Regions from separate parts of the Homo sapiens genome. Here region 1 is linked to region 2. Evidence: chromatin contacts called from ENCODE Hi-C or POLR2A ChIA-PET data. All regions are on one chromosome and are shown on one strand. The core of a region is the stretch at or near the end of the contact, and the rest is flanking DNA. Distances in the headings are between cores, read along the strand shown. Region 1 overlaps SETBP1 (SET binding protein 1). Region 2 overlaps SETBP1 (SET binding protein 1).

Region 1 (2,818 bases), core at 240-2,739, 200 kb before region 2:
TGGAGGGACCAGAGGCTGATTTCCCTGTGGGGAGGCACTAGAGGAGAGCTAAAAGTAGAAACAACCCTACCCACTATTAACAACATAAAATGAAATCAGGAGTTCTTATGTACGCTTACAAAACAAAGTAAAATAGATAAAACCCCCTCTAGGTTTTTAGTATGACAGGGCAAGAAATTTAGTTTCCTCTGGGGGAAGAAAAGGGTTGCTCATGAAGATGTTAAGGCCTTCCAATAATGGAGACCCAGGATGCTGACCATGGGCAGGACACTGGCCCGTATCACTGACATCAGGACATTGCTCATATCTTTGCCTGATCTTTGATAAACATGGAGCAGTTTCAATTCAGTTCAACTCACAGAAGGGGAAATAGGTTGTACAGACAACAGCTTCTTTCATCTTCCTGACTCCATCAAAGACATAAAGGTTTGGAAAATCAGGTCAATCCAGATTTGGTTTCAATGGAGCTCTGAGGTAAGGAAAAATGCTAAAAAACACCTTTCTTTACCTGGTCATCCCTCCGCTCACCCCTTCGCCATCTCTTGAATGAGTCAGTCATTGCTGTTTGTCCCTGAATGGTGACCTATTATTATAGAACAGCAGCAATGTGTATGATGGTTACATCATGAAGGCCATAGGAGGGAGTCGGCATGTTTTTAGTGAGAACCTCCTGCTCCAGTTAACAACAATCTCAGAGAGGAAGAGGCATGTCTCGGCATTGTCAATGATGCCAGTAACCCAGACGGCGGGCAGTTCTCAGCCTTCAGAAACACCCATCCGATAGTTATGGACTCAGGTGCTGACTTCTTGAAAGAATGCAATAGGAATTCATAGACAAGAAACCATAGTGTAATCTACGGAATCTTGGAAGGTGCTTCCTTGAAGAAATGAAATTAGGCCACTGCTCTTAAGAGTCTTAATTCCTGAGGGTTGTAAGCTAATTCTGTGATTCTCCAAGTATAGCCAAATTGAGAAAATGCTATTTGAGCTACAGAGACAAGAAACAGAAGAGGGTTGACATGGTATAGCATGGTACGTCTCGGATCAATCCTGGACATACTCCCCTTTAAATATTTATAATTTTGACAAAATACATAACCTGTCTGTGCCTTGGTTTTGTCATCTGTAGAATCAGGATAATAATAACTGTGCTGACTTCATATGAAGGTAATGCATAGCATAAGGTCTTACTTTCAGTGAACGTGAGCTAAGATAACTGTGACAGTAGCATCGGTTACTATAAATAGTTGGGACAGGAGAAGAGAAAAAGCTGTGGTTTGATTGCTTTCTGCTTTAGACTACTCTGAGCCTAGCAGCAGAATTGGTACGATACTCCCTCCTAAGTTCAGAGGACAGACTGAATGAGAAAACCTCAGAGCCTTGGACCTTGGCCAAGATACTCTTCCTTGTAATCTTCATCACTCTGAGTTATATTTGCAGTCAGCCAGGAGAACAAATGACAGCCGAGCAGACACCTACAAACTGGATTACTGGATTCTGGTCCATTCAAATAATGGGGCTTTCCAGCTAGAGGTGGAGTAGCAAGCAGGAACACATTTTCTCCTCGGCCTTGCCCTCCAGATACCAGCCTCTGAAGACAAGCCACTTTCAGTCTAATTCTCTACACACTGCCAGCAGTTAAAGAAGTTCCCCATTTCTCCTTACTCATCCTTCCTTTCAATTGCTCCTTCCTTCTCACCTTTCTGAGAGTAACCACATCCCACCTTAAGGTAGGTGAGGCCATTTTCCTTTACACATCTAGAATTCTTCAATTCTAACACAGGTACCTGGCAGTAGAACCAATCTGGTCCTTGTGTAAGCTGGGAAAGGTCACAGTTTTCAGTGAGTCCAGAGGTGTGATGATGACAATGCTAGGTTAATAAATATGGCAAAAATATATTTTTCTGAAAATGAGGATTAAAATTGGTTGAATTTTATAAAATGAGATAAACAATATAAAATGTGGATTTGAAATTAGTATTTTAAACATTTAAAGCAGAGTTATATTTTGGGGGGCTTCACAAGTACTCTACAGGACATGAATTACCAATCTTTTTAAATACGTGAGAAAATTGAGGCTTAGCAAATCTAGGAGAGCATTAACAAATCTAGGAGAGCCTTTCTACAGATATTGACAAGTTGACCCTAAAATTCATATTGAAATGCCATGGACCTAGAATAGCCAAAACAATCTTGAAAAAGAACAAGGTTGGAGGACTCACACTTCCCAATTTTAAAATTTCTACAAAGCTATTGCAGTCAAGAGTGTGACACTGGCATAAGAAAAGACATATAAATCAATAGAACAGAACTGATTGTCCAGAAATAAACCCTGATACTTATTGCTCATTGACTTTTGACATGGGTGCTAATATAATATAATGGGGAATAAGTCTTTTCAATAAATAAATAGTGCTGGGAAAAGCTGATATACACATGCAAAAGAAGAAAGTGGAGAAGAAGAAGGAGAAGGAGAAAGAAGAAAAGGAGGAGGGGCCAGGTGTGGTGGCTCACACCTGTAATCCCAGCACTTTGGGAGGCCGAGGTGGCGACGTGAGGAGTTCAAGACCAGCCTGGCCAAGTTGGTGAAACCCTGTCTCCACTAAAAATACAAAAATTAGATGAGCATGGTGGTGGGCGCCTGTAATCCCAGCTACTCAAGAGGCTGAGGCAGGAGAATCACTTGAACCCGGGAGGCGGAGGTTGCAGTAAGCTGAGATCACGCCACTGCACTCCAGCCCAGGTGTCAGAGCAAGACTCTGTCTCAAAAAAAAAATAAAAAATAAAAAAGAAGGAGGAGGAGGAAGAAGAAGAGCTG
Region 2 (3,064 bases), core at 89-2,588:
GACACTGCTTTGAAACTTTCATTTTGAGTCATCCTTTGTGCTCAGCAGTAATCCCGGTTTGGCAGATAAATGACCACAGAGATAAAAGACCTTTGAACTATCTCTAAATAAATCCGTATAGCAATTCCTACCACCAACACCAAAAAAAAAAAAAAAAAAAATCATTAGTGATATGCTCAACTAATAGAAGTTTCTCCAGGCATCAGACATCAGGCACTGGTGCTGCCCCCCAGCTAACATAATTCAACACAGCCCAGGCCTCCCAAGTGCCCAGCACCACTGCAGATCACTGTGTGCCCACTCTGTGCCTCAACTAAGGAAGCTCCTATGGATGGTCCGCAGGGAGAGATGCCAAACAGCAATGAGAGCAGGACATACTAAGCAAAGGGCTGTCCTAAGTGTCCAACGGACAACTTCAACCTCACCACAGTGACATCAACAAGGAGGGGCTGCTGTTATCCCTGATTTTCCAACTGTCAGGAAACGTTTCAAGAGGTTAAGTCTTGCCTAAGATTATGCAGGCTGTCTCTGTCCAGAGGCAGAGAGACCATGTTCCTGGAATCAGGGTATCTGAGTTCTAATCCACTTCCAGAGTGGAGGCTCTTTCTAATAGACCCTGTACTCCTCATCTAGAATTTCACATACAGAGCACACCAGCCATGCTTCAGAGAATAAATGACTTTCTGTCTGAACAGAACACAGTTTTTGCTGGTTACTCTGCCAGATGCATTTTCAATGGCATAGAATTCACCAAAAAACCTTCCTTGGGGGGGTCCAAAGAGAAAAAAACAAACAAGAGAACACCAAACCAGGAGGAAACAGCCAAGCTACATGTTTTAAACCCCCAGAGAATCCCAAACACAGGAAGAAAAAAAGAGAAAAATAGAAGACGGGGTTGAGGGATAACCAAATATTCCCAAAATATATTTACGGAACACGAGTTTGGTAAATCACCACATTTTAAGCTCAACTCTGACCCTTGCTCCCATGATTTTAGATCTTTTGACATTTCGGGCTAAAAGGAAACAATTTGATGACGGAACAGTGGGTCCAAACAGAGGTCAAAAATCTGTTTATAGTAATGAGCGTTCTTAAAGAGAAACACTTGCCCTGCTGATGAAACAGAATGGCCCTTAAAGTTTCTAGATTATAGAACAGAAACAAGACCTCAGAGGGAAAATGCTGCTTTGTTTTTCTTCTTCATCTTTTTCTTTTCTTTTCTTTTCTTTTCTTTTTTTTGAACATGTAGAAGCTGAGAAGCAGGGAGGTAAAGTATGCTGGCCGAATGTGATTGTGAGTCACAGAGGCAGAGCCGGTGCCCAGGGCTCCCCATCTCCAAGGCCAAGGTTCTTTCCCTCACACTTTCAGCTGACATGTCCAATGCTCCCTGCTGCCCTGCAGAAAAGGTCGTTCCCCACCTTCCCTGCTGCTTTAGCTACAACATAATCAGAGAGAAATCTATCAGGAAACAAAATTTCCAGGCATTCTAATGAATACATAGAAATGTGGTACTTAAAAATGTTTTTAAATCTCAGGAGACAAAAACTAAAATGAAACAAGAGGGGAAATTCAACCTCTTGTGTAGAAATGCTATGGAGACCTCATCTCCAAGTCAGGATGAGGGTGTTGTGGAGGAAGAAGCTCATACTCCCAGGAGTTTGAAACACCACATTCCCACCCCCAGAAGAAGAGAGGCCAAGTCTTCTGTAAAGCAGTACACTTGGGAGTGACCAGAGAAAGTGCTGACAAAATAGGATGGCAAGGGAAGGACACTTGAACCACCAGGAGGGTAGAAGGCTCTCTGAGCCACCCACTTGTGTGGAGGAGAAGAAAACCATGGGTGCAGCAGCCAGAGGTTAGGCAACCTGCACCCTTGGCAAAGCAAGCCACCCCTCACCCTCTGCCAAACACCTCCTCTCATAGACCCCTCCTCACCCACGTGTAAACGAAATTGCTACAACCATTAAAGGTCAAGAGAGAAATGTGCTTCTCAGGACATGCCAGGAAAAGGGAAGAACCCTAGACCAATCTCTCCTTGCTGAAAACTGTGTTACCAAAAGGCTCCCCTTTCATGTCTCCCATTTTAAGCTCCTCTACACAGAGTCACTCTCAGCAAGTTCCCCAGCACCCCTGCAACCGTTCCTTCTCCCTGATTCAAAGCCCTGTGAGCACCCCTGCTACTTACAGAATTAAATCCAAACTCGTTTATTTGACATTCATTGCTCTCTGCAATCTAATGCCAACCTCTCTTCCCATCAACAACACCTAAGAAACTTTTTTCCTATCCATACTTTGTGTGTTTGCTCTTTGTGTAAGGAGGAAATAAGTGCATGATTTATTTGGCTTCTCAAAAGCAGATTGTGAATGCTCAGGACGGAATACAAGAGTCTTTCCCTAGGCATATGATGACGGTCTAGACCAAGACAAATCCTGAATGTGCTTCTAGGACCATGGCAGGCACCTGATGGGTATAAGGTTGAAGTCCTTGCAACAGGAGGAAATAAGATCTCCCAATAGAACTGGAGAGGAGGAAAAATTAAATCCAAAGAAATGAAATAGAAGTTGTATTTTTGTCAAAAGCAAATAAAATTTGTAAGTACAATGAATAAAAAAATAGGGCTTTAACTAGTGAGCTTTGAACACTCTCTCAAAACCATGGAAAACTTAGAATTAGGGAAAATGTGGCAGATTATGCTTGTGCCACCCCAGCTATATGAGAAAGTATGGAAAAAACACTCTAGTGATCCTCACCTTTCAGAAATCCTTTACTTTTATAGGGTGTGGCAACTAAGGGACTGGAATACACATTTGCTTGGAGTCTAATAGAATTGGCTTCATAGGAAAACCTCGCCCCTTCCAGCTCCTCCTCCTTTGAAGCAATCTGAGCCTCAAGTTCCTGTAAATAAATAAGATCTGCCTGGCAGCATTGTTATGAGGACTAACAGATAAGGTGAGTAATGTAAAACAGTTAGCAGAGGGTCTGCCATGTAGCTCAAGAAATCAAAGTTATTATGATGATGTTTGCTCTGTAAATTATCCATTTTCTTCTAAAATCTTCCTCTGA

What was found. A loop is a pair of places that touch in the nucleus more often than their neighbours do. ChIA-PET counts read pairs that join two places held with the same protein, here RNA polymerase II (POLR2A). Pooled maps may share reads with other maps.
Region 1: a map with no recorded cell type shows a loop between it and region 2 (5-fold over the local background). The contact joins two enhancer-like sites. A Hi-C loop is called at or near these places in 3 of 37 single-sample maps with no recorded cell type and 4 of 50 pooled maps. POLR2A ChIA-PET finds 5 or more read pairs at or near these places in 2 of 52 experiments (activated CD4-positive, alpha-beta T cell and activated CD4-positive, alpha-beta memory T cell).

What each region holds. Positions count from the first base shown.
Region 1 is chr18:44,908,027-44,910,844 of GRCh38, reverse strand. The region is part of intron 3 of SETBP1 (SET binding protein 1); the gene reads right to left. Among named protein-coding and RNA genes, the nearest start is that of MIR4319, 61 kb to the left of the region's middle. Within about 2 kb of position 1,489, at least 2 of the 41 ENCODE cell types and tissues checked have a DNase peak (open chromatin) inside an H3K27ac peak, as active enhancers do.
Region 2 is chr18:44,706,910-44,709,973 of GRCh38, reverse strand. The region is part of intron 2 of SETBP1 (SET binding protein 1); the gene reads right to left. Among named protein-coding and RNA genes, the nearest start is that of SETBP1, 28 kb to the right of the region's middle. Within about 2 kb of position 1,338, at least 9 of the 41 ENCODE cell types and tissues checked have a DNase peak (open chromatin) inside an H3K27ac peak, as active enhancers do.